Regions from separate parts of the Homo sapiens genome. Here region 1 is linked to region 2. Evidence: chromatin loops called from intact Hi-C (ENCODE). Cell type or tissue: upper lobe of right lung. All regions are shown on one strand. Links, peaks and the distances in the headings refer to the core of each region. The heading gives the core; the rest is flanking DNA.

Region 1 (8,342 bases), core at 270-8,269, 240 kb before region 2:
AACAATAGTAAAAAAAAACCAGCCAATCAAGCAAACAAAAAAAACCTGGCCAAAAGAATATTCAGTTTGAGGAGACAGAAAACAAATGCACAGGCCGGGTGCGGTGGCTCACGTCTGTAATCCCAGCACTTTGGGAGGCTGAGGTGGGTGGATCACGAGGTCAGATCCAGACCATCCTGGCCAACATGGTGAAACCCCGTCTCTACTAAAAATATAAAAATTAGCTGGGCATGGTGGTGTGTGCCTGAAGTCCCAGCTACTCGGGAGGCCAAGGCAGGATAATCCCTTGAACTAGGGAGGCGGAGGCTGCAGTGAGCCGAGATCATGCCACTGCACTCCAGCCTGGCAACAGAGTGAGATTCTGTCAAAAAAAAAAAAAAAAAAAAAAAAGGAAAGAAAGAAAGAAAAGAAAAAGAAAAAATATATACGATATCAGATGGTGATGAATCTGAGTAGTCAAGGAAGTCTCAATATGAAGGTGATACTTGAGTAAAAGCTTAATATAAGTGAGGTAATGAGTGACAAAATACAGGCTGAGGAAAGAGGAAGAACATGGGCCTTATGTCCAGACTATGCCTCGAGGCTCTGAAGATTTGAAAGAGTGCAGGTGACCATGCCTGCTCTACTAAAATCAAACCACAGAGGGATAAGGGTGGAAATCAGGAAACCAGTTAGGAGGCTGTTTCAGTCATTCAGGTAAGTGATGATGGTGGTTCAGACCACAGTAGTAAGAATGGAGGTGAGAGATGATTGGATTCTTCATATATCTTGAAAGCACAGCCAATAATTGGGCTGTACAAATTGCCGACAAATTGGATGGAGGACATGAGAGAAAGAAATTTCAAATATGACATCTAGAATTTTGGCCTGGTCCACTGGAATGATGAAGTTTCTATTGACTGAAATCTAGAAGATTAAGGTAAGAACAGATTTGGAAGAGAGGATCAAAAGTTTGCTTTTCAAGTAAAGTTTGAGATAAATATTAGGTATAGAAAAGAAGATATCAAGCAGGTAGGTAGATGTATGAGTTTGTATGTTAGAGGAAGAGTCTGAGAAAGAAATATCAACTGGGGTGTCATCAGCATAGAGTGAGTCAAGTGGTGAATAGAGAACGCTGAATCATAGAACCAAAAGACCAAATGATGTCACCAAGGAATAAGTATAGACAAAGATATGAGAACTGAGCCTTGGGGAACTGTAACAGGAGGTGGGGGAGATGAACAGGAACCAAGAAAAGAGACTCAGTATGAGTGGCCATTGAAGAAAGTCAGGAAAATATTGTTTTGGAAAGCAAGTAAAGAAAGTTATTTTACTTAAGTGTATTTTCCATTTTTTCACTATTATTAAATATAATGCAAGCAAGGAGCATACATCTTTGTGCACATATGTGAATATTTCCTTAAGATTGATTCCAGAAGTAGAATTGCTATGTCAAAAATAAGTGGATTTTAAAATTTTATAGTTTCTGTTGAACTGCCTTCCAAAAATGCTTCACCAATTCATTACTGTACAAGAGTATTTGAGGGTGCCTATTTTCCTATAGTATCATACACTCCTAATATTACAAACTTTAAAAACAAATAAATATCTTATTTTAATTTTAATCTGCATTTCTTATCAGTATTAAGGTTGAACATCTTTTATCAGTTTTTGGGCCATTTGTACTTCTTCAGTGAATCACAGTCAAAATAATTTGCCTGTCTTCTATTGATTTGTTTTCTTATTGATGTGTCGAACCACTTTTATATTCTGAATGTCATTTCCAGTCTGTCATTTGTTGTTAACTTTGTTTGTGGTGTCTTTCATCACAGAGAATTGAAAATTTGTACGTAGTTAAGTGTGTTAAACCTTTTCTTTATGGCTTTAGGGCTGTGTTTTGCTTAGGCTCTCCAACCATATGGTTATAAAAATTATTCTGCATTTTCTCCTTAACACTTTGTATTAGTTTGTTCTCATGCTGCTAATAAAGACATACTCAAGACTGGGTAATTTATGAAGAAAAAAATGTTTAGTGGACTCACAGTGCCACATGGTTGGGGAGGCCACACAATCATGGCAGAAGACAAAAGACCCAACTAACTTGGTGGCAGACAAGAAGAGAATGAGACCCAAGTGAAAGGGGTTTCCCCTTATAAAACCATCAGATCTCACGAGACTTATTCACTACCATGAGAGCAATATGGGGGAAACTGCTCCCATGATTCAATTACCACCAACCAGGTCCCTCCTATAACACATGGGAATTATGGAAGTTATAATTCAAGATCAGATTCGGGTAGGGACACAGCCAAACCACATCATTCCACCCCTGGCCCTTCACAAATCTCACATTTCAAAACCAATCATGCCTTCCCAACAGTCCTTCGAAGTCTTAACTCATTTCAACATTAACTCAAATGTCCACCATCCAAAGTCTCATCTGAGACAAGGCAAGTCCCTTCCACCCATGAGCCTGTAAAACCAAAAGCAAGTTAGTTACTTCCTAAATACAATGGGGATATAGGCATTAGATAAATACACCCATTCCAAACAGGAGAAATTGGCCAAAATGAAGGGGCTAAAACCCCATGCAAGTCCAAAATCCAGTGGGGCAGTCAAATTTTAAAGCTCCAGAATGACCTCCTTTGACTCCAGGTCTCACATCCAGGTCACGCTGATGCAAGAGACGGGCTCTCATGGTCTTGGGCAACTCTGCCTCTGTGGCTTTACAGGGTACAGCCTCCCTCCTGGTTGCTTTCATGGGTTGGTGCTGAGTGTCTGTGGCTTTTCCAGGTGCACGATGCCAGCTGTCAGTGGATCTATCATTCTGGGGTCTGGCAGATAGTGGCCCTCTTCTCACAGCTCCACTAGGCAGTGTCCCAGTGGGAATTCTGTGTGGCAGCTTCAACCCCTTCCACACTGCCCTAGAAGAGGTTCTCTATGAGCACCCTGCCCCTGCAGCAAACTTCTGCCTGGACATACAGGCTTTTCCATACATCCTGCGAAATATAGGCAAAGGTTCCCAAACCTCAATTCTTGATTTCTGAGCACCCACGGGCCCAACACCTCCTGGAAGCTGCCAATGCTTTGGCCTTGCACCCTCTGAAGCCATGGTCTGAGCTGTATCTTGTCCCCTTTTAGTCAAGGCTAGAGTGGCTAGGATGCAGGGCACCAAGTCTCTAGGCTGCACAGAGCAGAGGGGTCCTGGACCAGGCTCAGGAAATCATTTTTTCCTCTTAGGCCTCTGGACCTGTGATGGAAGGGGCTGCTGCATGTCTCTGACATGCCCTGGAGATATTTTCCCCATTGTTTTAGAGATTAACATTTGTCTCCTGATTACTTATGCAAATTTCTGCAGCTGGCTTGAATTTCTCCTCAGAAAATGGGTTTTTCTTTTCTATCACATCATCAGGCTGCAAATTATCCAAACTTTCATGCTCTGTTTCCCTTTTAAAATTGAACGCTTTTAACAGAACATAAGTCACATCTTGAAGGCTTTGCTGCTTAGAAATTTCTTCTGCCAGATACCCTAAATCATCTCCCTCAATTTCAAAGTTCTGCAAATCTCTAGGGCAGTGGCAAAATGCCACCAGTCTCCTTGCTAAAATATAGCAAGAGTCACCTTATTCCAGTTCCCAACAAATTCCTCATCTCCATCTGAGATGACCTCAGCCTGAATTTCATCGTCCATATCATTATCAGCATTTTGGTCAAAGCCATTGAAAATGTTTCCAGGAAGTTCCAAACTTTCCCACATTTTCCTGTCTTCTTCTGAGCCCTCCAAACTGTTCCAACACCTGCTTGTTACCCAGTTCCAACACCACTTCCATATTTTTGGGTATCTTTACAGCAGTACCCCAGTCTACCAGTACCAATTTAATGTATTAGTCTGTTCTCATGCTGCTGACAAAGACATACCCAAGACTGGACAATTTACAAAGAAGAAAAGAGGTTTAATAGACTCACAGTTCCACTTGGCTGGGGAGGTCTCACACTCACGGCAGAAGGTGAAAGGTACATCTTACATGGGAGCAGTTTAGGAGAGAATGAAAGCCAAGCAAAAGGGGTTTCCCCTTATAAAACCATCAGATGTCATGGGACTCATTCACTACCATGAGAACAGTATGGGGGAACTGCCCCCATGATTCAATTACCTTCTACCAGGTCCCTCCGACAACATATGGGAATTATGGGAGCTACAATTCAAGATGAGATTTGGGTGGGGACACAGCCAAACCATATCACACTTACATAGACTTTTTTGTCACATCTAGCTCTCTAAACATAAGAAATTCATATTGGTATATAGCTTAAAGTTGAAAACAACTCTATTTTTTCCCAATGCGTGGTAAATTTTTAAAACATCATTCATGAAATACTTGCTCTCTTTTTCCCCCACCAACTTAAAATGTCACTTCAAATATCAGCTGTCAATACTTTTCATGAGTTTCTTCCTGGACTCTATGCGATTCAGCTGGCCTACTTGTTTACTTTTGCATATTTTGTGTCTTTTAATGACTGTTATGTTATGGTGCATTTTATATCTTAAGCAAGCCCTTTTTCTTCTCCTTTCTTTTTCATTTTTCTTTTGTTATTGTTTCACATTTTCTCTTACATTTGAACTATACTACCAAGTTATAATATTCAAATATACAAACAACATTCTTTGGGGGTTTTGCCTGTGATATTTTCAGACCTGTAGCTTACTCTGGAAGATGTATGCATATTATAATAATAAATATTTTAACAATTACAATATATCCCTTCATTATTCTATGTTCCTTAGTAGGGTTCTACAATTTTCCTTATAAATATCTTGTTCATTTCATGTTAGGCTTATTCCTACTTAATTTATGATTTTATTTCCTAGAACTTTATGAGAAGGAATATTCTGAACGGGTGCCCAATATCAACCTTAAGAGAAGGATATACCTCATATTTTTATTTTCCTAGCTCTATTGCCTGGCCTCCAATATACACTTAGTATGTACTATAATTAAAATACACCTTCGGGTAAATTTCGGTTTGGTTTTCTTTTAACCCATTACTTCTCAATGTACAGTGATAACATAATAAAACAAGCCACAAGATGGCAGAATAAGCCATCTTTCCTGGACTTATAGGAAGGTTTTTAGACAAGAAACTGATCACGACTTGCTCATGGAGAAGAATAAATTATTTTATACTCCACAATGAACCAGCATACTGACAATAGTATTAATCTTTTTCTTTTTTTTTTTTTTTTTTTTTTGAGACGGAGCCTCGCTCTGTCGCCCAGGCTGGAGTGCAGTAGCGCGATCTCGGCTCACTGCAAGCCCCGCCTCCCGGGTTCACGCCATTCTCCAGCCTCCCGAGTAACTGGGACTACAGGCGCCCACAACCACTCCCGGCTAAGTTTTTGTATTTTTAGTAGAGACGGGGTTTCACCGTTTTAGCCAGGATGGTCTCGATCTCCTGACCTCGTGATCCGCCCGCCTCTGCCTCCCAAAGTGCTGGGATTACAAGCGTGAGCCACCGCGCCCGGCCAACAGTATTAATCTTAAAACAAAAACTTCAATATAAAATAAAGAAAATACTTCTGACGGTAAAAACTATTACCATAAATTATACTTTACTAAATCCTTCATTCATATACATATACGAATACTATATAGAGAGAGTACTTTCTCTAATTCTTCTTCTTTACTCCACTGCAGAACTGTGGGTACTCAGTAGAGTTTAGTTTCTCATCTTCTGCTTTACTCTATTCTTTTTGTTTTTCTCTCTTCAAATAACTTATCTACTCTGATGCCAAACATCACCTCTGTGCCCACACCCGTCAAACTGTATTCATGGCCCTAAACTCAATTTCATTCTAAAGCCTTATTTATTTATTTATTTTAAGTTACATGTGCAGGATCTACAGGTTTGTTACATAGGTAAATGTGCAGGGTACATGTGCAGGATGTGCAGGTTTGTTACATTGGTAAACGTGTGCCATGGTGGTTTGCTGCACCTATCAACCTATCACCTAGGTATTAAGCCCAGCATGCAATAGCTATTTTTCCTGATGCTCTCCCTTCCACCACCCCCACCCCTGAGGTTTATGTCAAACCTCATATATATATAATATATAATATATTTTATTATATATAATATATATAATATATAATATATTTTATTATATATTATATATAATATATATTATATTTTATTATATATAATATATATAATATATAATATATTTTATTATATATTATATATAATATATATTATATTTTATTATATATAATATATATAATATATAATATATTTTATTAATATTATATATATTATATATATGAGGTTTGACATAAAAATATATTGACATATATATACACACACACATATACATATATATGAGGTTTGACATAAATATATATATACACATATATATGCGTGTGTATATATATATACACACACACACACACATATACTTGAATTATGTTTGCAAGGTGAGTTGCTGTTCTTCTTAAAGAGGTAGGCCAGGCAACTCTTTTATTAAGAAATGACTGACCGGGTGCGGTCGCTCACGCCTGTAATCCCAGCACTTTGGGAGGCCGAGGCGGGCGGATCACAAGGTCAGGAGATCGAGACCATCCTGGCTAACATGGTGGAACCCCATCTCTACTACAAATACAAAAAATTAGCTGGGTGTGGTGGCGGGAGCCTGTAGTCCCAGCTGCTGGGGAGGCAAGGCAGGAGAACAGCGTTAATCCAGGAGGCGGAGCTTGTAGTGAGCTGAGATGGTGCCACTGCACTCCATCCTGGGCGACAGAGTGAGACTCCGTCTCAAAAAAAAAAAAAAGAAATGATTCCTGCTTGCTCCTATCCCTGAGGAGATATATATATATATATATTCAGACTGCTGTTGCCCTTGTTGCCCAGGCTGGAGCTGGAGCGCAGTGGCACAATCGCAACTCACTGCAACCTCCGCCTCCCGGGTTCAAGTGATTCTCCTGCCTCAGCCTCCCAGGTAGCTGGGATTACAGGTGTGCCCACCATGCACGGCCAATTTTTGTATTTTTAATAGAGATGGGGTTTCACCATGTTGGCCAGGCTGGTCAAGAACCCCTGACCTCAAGTGATCCACCCACCTCAGCCTCCGAAAGTGTTGGAATTACAGGTGTGAGCCACAACGCCTGGCCCAAACCTCATACTTTTAACAATCATCTAACATGGCCTGTACATTACCTGAGTCCTTCTCTTCCTCTAGGGCACACAGATTATCAGCATTTACCTCTCTTAATGTTTTTTCAGCCAATACTTTTGAAATAGTAAGTTATGGCCTATTACTGAGTTGTGAAACCAATTTAGTTCATTGCATCCAGCAATATAAAAAAATAAAATAAAATATGGTAGTAAAATGTCAGAGTTTAATAATATAGTAAGGGCAAATATTACTTCTGTGAGATACTGTTTCAGCTAAATATATGCATCTATATGTATACTGGGTTGCGATAAAAATGTATTTCATACTGCAAGTCACACTCAAAAAAGTTTGAAGAAGAAAAAAGAAATATTCTAGAATCTCTCAGACTATCTTGCTTATTGTAATGGAGGACTGATCACTGTAACAGATATAATAACAATTAAAAAGTTTGAAAAATTGCAATAATAACCAAAATGTGACACAGAGAAATGAAGTGAGTGCTGTCAAAAAAATGGTACCAGTAGACTTGCTTGATGCAAGGTCGCCATAAACCTTCAATTTATTAAAAAAAAAAAAAGCAATATGTGCAAAACACAATAAAGCAAAGCACAATAAAAAGTAAAATAAGGTATGTAAGGTATGTTAAGGTATGTTGTATTAACAACATAATCTTTCTGTTAATTACTTAGAATTGAAATCTCAAAATGAGTATTAGCTTAGATGTTGGGAGCATTCACTTTGGACTCAGAAGAATCTGGCTTTGAATATCTGCCTTACCACATTTTTTTCTCTGCCTTTATGCAAGTAACTTAGCATCTCTAATTCTCAGACTTTCTCATTTATAAAATGAATTTATGATAATGTCTACATGACAGAGTTATCAAGATGAATGCTACAATACTTTCAAACACTTAACACAGTGTCAGGCAAATACTAAGAACACAATAAACAGTAATTATTGTTTTCAATAGTAGTAGCAATCTAGAAAGAAGTCAAGGGAACTTGCCAAGTCTTTTGGTATGATCTGGATTCTTCTGAGCTTTTTAACCTCCATTGTACTTGGCTTAATGTATAGTGCACAGAATAATAGGATGTACATGTGGTAAATTGTCTAGCTTAATGTTCTCTAATTGCTCATTTTAATAATTTTACTAATCTTTTAATAATAATAGCCTTCTGTTTGCCTTTTTAT
Region 2 (8,294 bases), core at 295-8,294:
TCCAGAAAAACAGAATCACATTGATACTGAGGACACGACTAACTCGTGAACTCTCTAGATTTACATCAGAACAGTTGCCTTGGTAAAGCTGTTTAGGAAAAGCAATTCCAGCAAAGACAAATCACTCTTCAGTTATTGTGAGTAGAAGAGTAAAAAGAAACTGACTGCTTTTTTTCTGCTCTTCCCTTTAACACTCACACACAAGTCACATATACACACACATGCAGACTCACACAGACATAAACACACACACATGCCCACATAAACACATATGCACCCACCTGTCTCTCTGGCTTTCCGACTCCTCCACCTACCTCTTACCTTCCATATGTAGTCACGTAGTCCGGGAGTACCTATGTTATGTAGCAACCAAGGACTTTAGGAAATTTTTCAAATATTCTTCCTGAAGCTAGCAGTGAAAAACCAGCCAGCTCATTTTATGCAGAAGGAAACCAAAGATTTACGGGCATATGTCAACTCAAGTCAATTCAGAAAATGGCTAGTGAGAACCAGTCCATGTTCTCACCTAGTAAAATGGCTAGTGCCACTTTTTTTTGGTTTTACTTTACTTTTCTGAACTATACAGAGGAATGAATAAAGTTTCTGTATTTCCCAAGAAAGACAAAATGGATTCTACTCACATGAGACACTTCTTTAAACACAGAAGCAAGGCCTCTAATATTCAGTTGCTTAAGCTCATTCAATTTGAAGAGGCAGCTTGTTTGATCTTCTACCCTGGCTCAGTGAGCCCAGCAGTATTTCTTTTTCTCTCACTACACTCTTCTACCTAAACGCTGTGGACAGCTCCACCTGAGCAGTGCATAAGCTGCGAAGGACTGTGTCAGTCTTAAAACACTTAAGGGTGATGGCGAATAGGCCACTCCAAGGGGTGTCGTGTTCTCACCACTAGAGATGTTCAAACAATGCCTAAACGACCACTGGGAAACAATAGTGTAAAGGAAATGAAATATCATACAGAATTATGACTTTTAAAAATGTTTGTATTGTGAAAAGCACATAAACCATGAATGTACAATTTAAAAATTAGAAAGCGTATACGCTCATGTAACCACTACCTAGATCAATAACAACTTTTCCAGCACTGCAGATGTCCTGTTTGTTTGTTTGTTAATTACACAAGTATGGAATGGACACCTACCTTGTATCCGGATGCTTTGCTAGTGCAAAAGCTACAGAAATGAATTATGAGAGGAAAACTTTGCCTTCTTTGAATTTGCAGGCTATCATATATATAGCATGTATTGAATGATTACTATGTATGTGGACTTTGCTACACGTTTTACTTGAACATCTTTTTATTTTCTGAGGTATATATTATTTTGACCTTACCTTTGTTTTACGGGTGAGAAAATTGAGATAATTTACATCATCTTCAATCCCAGGATTCCTTTATTCTTCGCCTCAGGCCTTAACTCAAATAATCTCATAGCCAGAGAAGCAGGAGTTGTGGAAATGTTTATGATACAACAATTGAAAGTCTAATTTTTGCTTTCTTTCTCAGGCCTCTATAAAACCAAAATGTGGGCGCATGATCAGCTTCTCATCTGGAGGAGAGAACCCTCATGGGGTGAAGGCAGTCACCAAGGGAAAGAGGTGTGCTGTGGCTCTGTGGTTCACCTTGGACCCACTTTATAGAGAATTGGTGAGTTTCTCACCCGCCCAGAAAGCCAATTAGGCTTGCTTCATGAACTGCTTTATCTGAGAAGTCCTTTAAATTGCTTCGTCTGAGGAAAAGAAGAGGGTAAAGGCAGTTCTTAATCAGATATGTTCTAGTAAGTGAAGATGTTTGTAGAAATAGCTGTGTCAATGATATTTGATAGTCACTAATCTGTCTTGAGCTTATTAACAAATTGTAAGGCTGGGCGTGGTGGCTCACTCCTATAACCCCAGAACTTTGGGAGGCCGAGGTGGGCAGATCACTTGAGGTCGGGAGTTCGAGACCAGCCTGATCAACATGCTGAAACCCCATCTCTACTAAAAATACAAAATTAGCTGGATGTGGTGGCATGCGCCTGTAGTTCCAGTTACTCGGGAAGCTGAGGCAGGAGAATCGCTTGAACCTGGGAGGCGTAAATTGCAGTAAGCCGAGATCGCACCACTGCACTTCAGCCTGGGCAACAGGGCAAGACTCTGTCTCAAAACAAAAACAAAAACCAAAACAACTCTGTGGCATCAGGGAGGAATCACTTTTTATTGGTCACCCAGAAGACGGATTTGTTTTCTCGCAAATCATAAGAAATAGTATTGAATCATTTATGAAACGTATTTGAAAGAGGGCAAGGAAACCTAAAAGATTATTATTACTTATTACTGTTATTACATTAAGTATTTCAATATTATTATATGCAAACTAGCTGAGGACACTTAGCTAGGAGGAGACCATGATCTCATCGTTTTGGAAGCCCGTGGGCAGATGTCATAGTCTCCACCTGTGGAGCTGCAGCGGTATGAATTAAGACCAATGGGTAGAAGCCCTGGAGGGAAAATTTGGGCTCCACACAAGGAATAACTTTCAAATAGTCACCACAGTTTGGCAGAATTGTCTGCTTTGGAAGCACTGATTGGATGGCTCCAATCAAAGCCCAGGCAACTGCTTAGCATGGAACGCTGAAATGGAATCTAAAACATCGTAGCAGAGGCTTAACTGGATGACCTCCAAATCTTCTCCAGCCCTAAGTATTGATGAAGCTATGAAATTCTATTCTTAAAACTGGCATTCTATCCAGTTTTCCTTGTTAGGTTCCTAAGTTGAATCCAATTTCATCAGAAACTATTTAAAAATAATGCGTTTTTCTCATATACTTTTCACCATCAAATCTAACTTACAAAGTGTTTCCCCACATTCCCTAAGCCATTCTTTCACATATTTTACAAAAGACCTATTGTGACCTTTTATTGTACAGAAGAGCTATTATTATCTGCCTTGGAAACTCTGCTAGATAGGCCCTAGGGGTAGAAGGGTGAACAGAACAAGGTCCTGGACTATGAGGAGCTTGGACAGAACAGCTAGTAAATACGCTGTAAGAAGAGAACAGTATATGTTTTGTAGCAGGGAATCAAGGAAGACTTCTATAAGCTCAGACCTAGAAGCAAAGACGATAGCCAGGCATAGAAAAAATGGCCCTGGCTGGGCGTGGTGGCTCACGCCTATAATCCCTGCACTTTTGGAGGCCTAGGTGGGTGGATCACCTGAGGTCAGGAGTTGGAGACCAGCCTGGCCAACATGGTGAAACCCCATCTCTACTAAAAATACAAAAATTAGCCTGGCGTGGTGGCACGCACCTGTAATCCCAGCTGCTCGGGAGCCTGAGGCAGGGGAATCGCTTGAACCCAGGAGGTGGAGGCTGCAGTTGCAGTGAGCTGAGATCACTCCACCACACTGTAACCTGGGCGACAAGAGTGAGACTCTGTCTTAAAAAAAAAAAAAAAAAAAAAAAAGAAGAAGAAGAAAAAGAAAGAAAGGCCCTGACAAAAGGACCAGAGCACAGAGTCCTGAAAACCTCAAGGGAGCAGCAAACAATTGCCTTCCCCTATCATTACTTTATATCCTGGTATTTTCCATCTCCAAAATGTTAGCATTCCATCAAAGCATTTTTTTTTAAACTAAGGAACCTATGTCAATGGGTAGACAGTGAAGATAAAATTATTGAAATATTACCTCACTATTCTAGTATTCAATTCAGCAGACATTTAATCTATTTCATCATTCAGTATCCAAACTCCCTTTTCCAAGGTATTGTTCTCTCAAAATAAGCTAACACAAAGTAAGTTCTCTTTGCTCCTTTGTAATAGGAAACATCAACGCCAGCGTCCCTTCCTCTGATGGAAAAGTACTAGAAAACCTCTCCAGTCTTCAGGCCGTAGCGGCATCTAGTGGCCACAGTGGGAAATGACCAGAACTTTTTCCTCAGCTAAATTAGCCCAGGCTGTGAATCATTCTTTGCTACACGTGGAGATCATCTATTGATCGTTACAAACTACTAACATCTGTGTTTCAGGAGTTTTAAGAGCTCCCCAGGTGATTCTAACGTGCAGCAGCAGAGTTTGGGAGTTCCTGGCCTAGACGTCTTTTTGCAGATTGAATCTCAGAAAAAAAAAATGCCTACCTATGAACAAGTCATTAGAGCTGGCCGATTCTCATGCTTATTATGAATTACTTTAAAGGGTCTCAGTTCTCAAGGAGTATTTAGCAACATCCTTTTAAGGATGCAAGGATGTTCGAAGCTTCATATATATTGGTTCCAGCTCTTGAATTTCTTTCCCTTAATGAGAAACAAGATTACAATCATTTCTTGTGGTCAACAGATGTGAAAGCTTTGTATGTGTGTCGATTTGTTAAGTATCAGGATTGTTTTCCTTGGCCGGGCACGGTGGCTCAGTCCTGTAATCCTAGCACTTGGGGAGGCCGAGGCGGGCAGATCACCTGAGGTCAGGGGTTCGAAACCAGCCTGGCCAACATGGCGAAACCCCGTCTCTACTAAAATTACAAAAATTAGCCAGGCATGGTGGCATATGCCTGTAATCCCAGCTACTGGGGAGGCTGAGGCAGGAGAATCACTTGAATCCAGGAGGTGGAGGTTGCTGTAACCCGAGATCGCACCACTGCACTCCAACCTGGGCAACAGAGTGAGACTCTGTCTTGAAAAAAAAAAAAAAGATTGTTTTCCTTATATTTGTAAAGTAGTACTTGGGCTTTTTATTTAGATGTGGCAGCAACTTAATTTTCTGTTATTTAGTATATCTAGTCCTTTTAGTTGCCTTTTTGTAAACATTTTTTATTACAAGCTCTTGCATGAAAGGGGCTTTGTTTTCAATTCATAAAATAGTTATTTATTTAACTTACTGTGCGCAGGCACTGTGTTAAAGACCGCCTATGGGGAATGCACACTAGTAGGATATAATTCCTATTTTCAAGGAGCTTGAAGTCAAATTGGAGAAATAATACAAGGACCCAACTAATTAAACCACAAGGCAAGTTTTGGTAAGAATCCTTAGCAGCAAATGCGTGGTTTGAGGGATATCAAAAAGCAATCCAAAAAGGCTTCTTTGAGGAGATGGCATTTGAAAAAAAGCTTTAAAAGATCAATTTCTTTAGGGAGAGGCATTTTAGACAGAGAAAGGCTTCATCCATTTACACATTTACTCATCAAAGAAAATAGAACTCTTGCCACATGTCAGTGGCTTTTCTGAGCACTGAAAATACAGTAGTGACCAAGAAGATAAGATGCCCTGCTCTTCTGGAGCTTACATTCTAGTGGAAGGAAACAGATCCCAAAAAAGTAAAAAATAAATAAATAATCGAGAGATTTTTCACACGGTGACCAATGATGTGTGGAAAATGGAACAAGACAACTGATTCTGGAGTGAAAGGGTAGGAGCGGCAAATTGTGAGGCCTCGCCAAACAAGTGGCATGTGAGCTGAAACCTAATAAATTAGAAGTCCACTAGGATAAATGTCTGGAGGAGAGTATTCCAGGCAGAGGACAAGCTGCAAAGGCCCAGAGACAATAAGATGTTTGGAGTCACCAAGAAACAAAGAAAGCCAGAGCATCTGGAATATGGCAGACAAGAGGGAGAGTGGCTTCAGTAGAGGACGTGGAGGCGGCAGGAGTCGGATTCCACAGGCTGATTGGGAAATGCGAATTGTATTCTAACTAGTGGAAAGTCATGTAGTCCCCACACCCCAACACACACACACACACACACACACACACACACACACACACACACACACACACATATCTCCTCCAGTCCTGGAGAGTTACAGGATACAGAAGATTACTTTAGCTAACATGTGGTCTTGGACTGGAGTAGTAATAGAGAAGGTAAAAAGAGATGGAAGATTTGAGATACAATTTGGAGGTAGACCAGCTGCACCTGCTGATGGATTAATGTGAGGAATAAAAGAAAGCGTAGAATATAATGGGAGCATCCAGAGAAACACTTAATTCAGAATCGGATTAGGGAATTCTTTTGAAAGTGTTACATTCAGGGAGCTTGAGGTAAGTTAAGAAGTTGGAATATAAGGTGAGGAGAAGGGAGGCAAAATAAACCTAAAGAAGAGAGAAAGGTATGAATAAGAAGAGAGAACAAACACCACATATTCTCACTCATAGGTGGGAATTGAACAATGAGAACACATGGACACAGGAAGGGGAATATCACACTCTGGGGACTGTTGTGGGGTGGGGGGAGGGGGGAGGGATAGCATTGGGAGATATACCTAATGCTAGATGACGAGTTAGTGGGTGCAGCGCACCAGCATGGCACATGTATACATATGTAACTAACCTGCACATTGTGCACATGTACCCTAAAACTTAAAGTATAATAATAAAAAATAAATAAATAAATAAAAGAAAAAAAAAAGAAGAGACAGGTGTAAAGCAACTTCTTATAAGCACACCAAGAAAAGTAGACCTGAAACTTCAAGCAGTAGGGACCCATTGAAGAGCTGTGAGTAGGAAAGAGATATAATCAGATATAAGCCAGTAGGATTCATTAGAAGCATGTGAGGGTGAGTAGTGAAACAGCGAGAGCAATTTGGAGGCTGCGGCAGTAATTAAGAGATGATGAGGGCTTACAATGGTGGCTCTCAAGAGGGAGCGATTGGCCGGGTGCAGTGGCTCACTCCTGTAATCCCAGCACTTTGGGAGGGCGAGGCGGGTGGATCACCTGAGGTCGGGAGTTTGAGACCAAGCCTGGTCAACATGGTAAAAATATAAAAAATTAGCCGGGCATGGTGGTGAGCGCCTGTAAACCCAGGTACTTGGGAGGCTGAGGCAGGAGAATCGCTTGAACCCGGGAGGCAGAGGTTGCAGTGAGCCGAGATCGCGTCACTGGACTCCAGCCTGGGCAACAAGAGCAAAATTCCATCTCAAAAAAAAAAAAAAAAAAAAAGAGGGAGCAATGTTGCCCTCTAGTGGACATTTGGCAATATCTGGGGGTTGGTGGGGGAGGTTGTTACTGACACCTGTGGTAGGTAGAGAGGACGGGGTGTCGCTGAGCATCCTGCAGGGCACAGGGCAGCACCACCCTCCCACCCCCCAACAAATAATTATCTGGTCTAAAAATGTCAATCAGACCAAAATTGAGAAACCCTGACCTAAACTCCGGCAACAATAGTGCATTGAGGAGAAAGGGGCAGAGACAGCAGATAGAACAGAATAGGTGACTTATCAGATGCAGGAAACCATGGTCGGGCTTTTAAGGCAAATAGGTGAGCGATGTTGGTCTTTACCGAGAGAGAGCCTACGTGAAGAACAGAGCAGGTTCTTGGGGAGAAAATGGTGAATTCAGCTTGACCACTGAACTGAGTTGGAGATGGCTATGGGGCCATGAATTAGAAAGAGTAGGAAGCAGTTGAACATACAGTCGTTCTTTGCAGGAGAGAAAATCTTAGAAAGTAATTGCTTAGGACCCAGGAATGTTAGGAGAAGGCATCTGTCTGGGGATGAAGAGGAGGTGTTCAATGCTTAACTGGATATAGCATCAACCCATGTACAGATGGATGCCAGGAAGTGTTTGGGAAGCGTCTGCTGATGAGACTGATTATTATGCTTGTAACAGAAATGTGTAAATTGTCTTTTTTGCAGGAGCGAATACAGGCTGATGAAGTGATTGCAATTCTGGATCAAGAACAGCAAGGGAAGCATGAACTGAATATCAACCCTAAAGATGAGCTATAAAAATGAGAAAGAATGTTCTATCAAATATTTATTTAAATTGTTAATCTTATGAGAACCTTTTTATTTTTGTACAGAGCCATGGTATAAATTAACAGGTTAATGTCAGTCATCAGATCTTCCTTCTCTTCCTAAGGATGCTTGTGTTGCCTCAATCTATCAATCTATCTTTCTTGTTTTGGGTTGTTTTCTCTCTCTCTCTCTCTCTCTCTCTTCTTAGAGACATGGTCTAACCATGTTGTCTAGGATATAGGGCAGTGGCTATTCACAGATGTGATGATAGCACACTGGAGCCTCAAACTCTTAGGCTCAGGCGATCCTTCAAGCCTCCCGGGGAGCTGGGACCACAGGCACGTGCCACCACACCCAGCTCTCTTTCTTGGTTTTTCATCATTTCATGTATCTATCAAAGCCCAGTTCACCTCCTCCCCCAAACACACACACACACACACACACACACACACACACACACAATTAAGTTGCTGCAAATTCAAAAGCTTAGAGAGAATAAGCTTCTTGGTGGTGAAACTACAACTCTCACGTGTGCTCCAGTTCTAAAATTAACCTGTGCCTGGTCTCTGAAGCCCT

What was found. Hi-C counts contacts between places; a loop is a spot of excess contacts. Peaks named below come from ENCODE experiments on the same cell type or tissue, not always from the same donor. Only the 100,000 strongest peaks of a DNase experiment are listed, where the experiment ranks them.
Region 1: a loop joins it to region 2, with 4 times the contacts of the local background. A loop is called at or near these places in 104 of 110 quality-filtered maps.

Annotation. Positions count from the first base shown.
Region 1 is chr3:190,198,717-190,207,058 of GRCh38, reverse strand. No RefSeq gene overlaps it. Among named protein-coding and RNA genes, the nearest start is that of P3H2-AS1, 82 kb to the right of the region's middle. In upper lobe of right lung, for the core only: a CTCF peak has its summit at 5,053 (motif pointing right); a DNase peak (open chromatin) is centred at 5,318; H3K4me3 peaks cover 590 bases.
Region 2 is chr3:189,957,327-189,965,620 of GRCh38, reverse strand. P3H2 (prolyl 3-hydroxylase 2) reads left to right here. Exons shown (of 15, transcript NM_018192.4): 14 at 1,523-1,663; 15 at 7,617-8,294. The coding sequence ends at 7,709. Among named protein-coding and RNA genes, the nearest start is that of MIR944, 130 kb to the right of the region's middle. In upper lobe of right lung, for the core only: CTCF peaks have their summits at 3,892 (motif pointing left) and 6,951 (motif pointing left); a DNase peak (open chromatin) is centred at 3,890.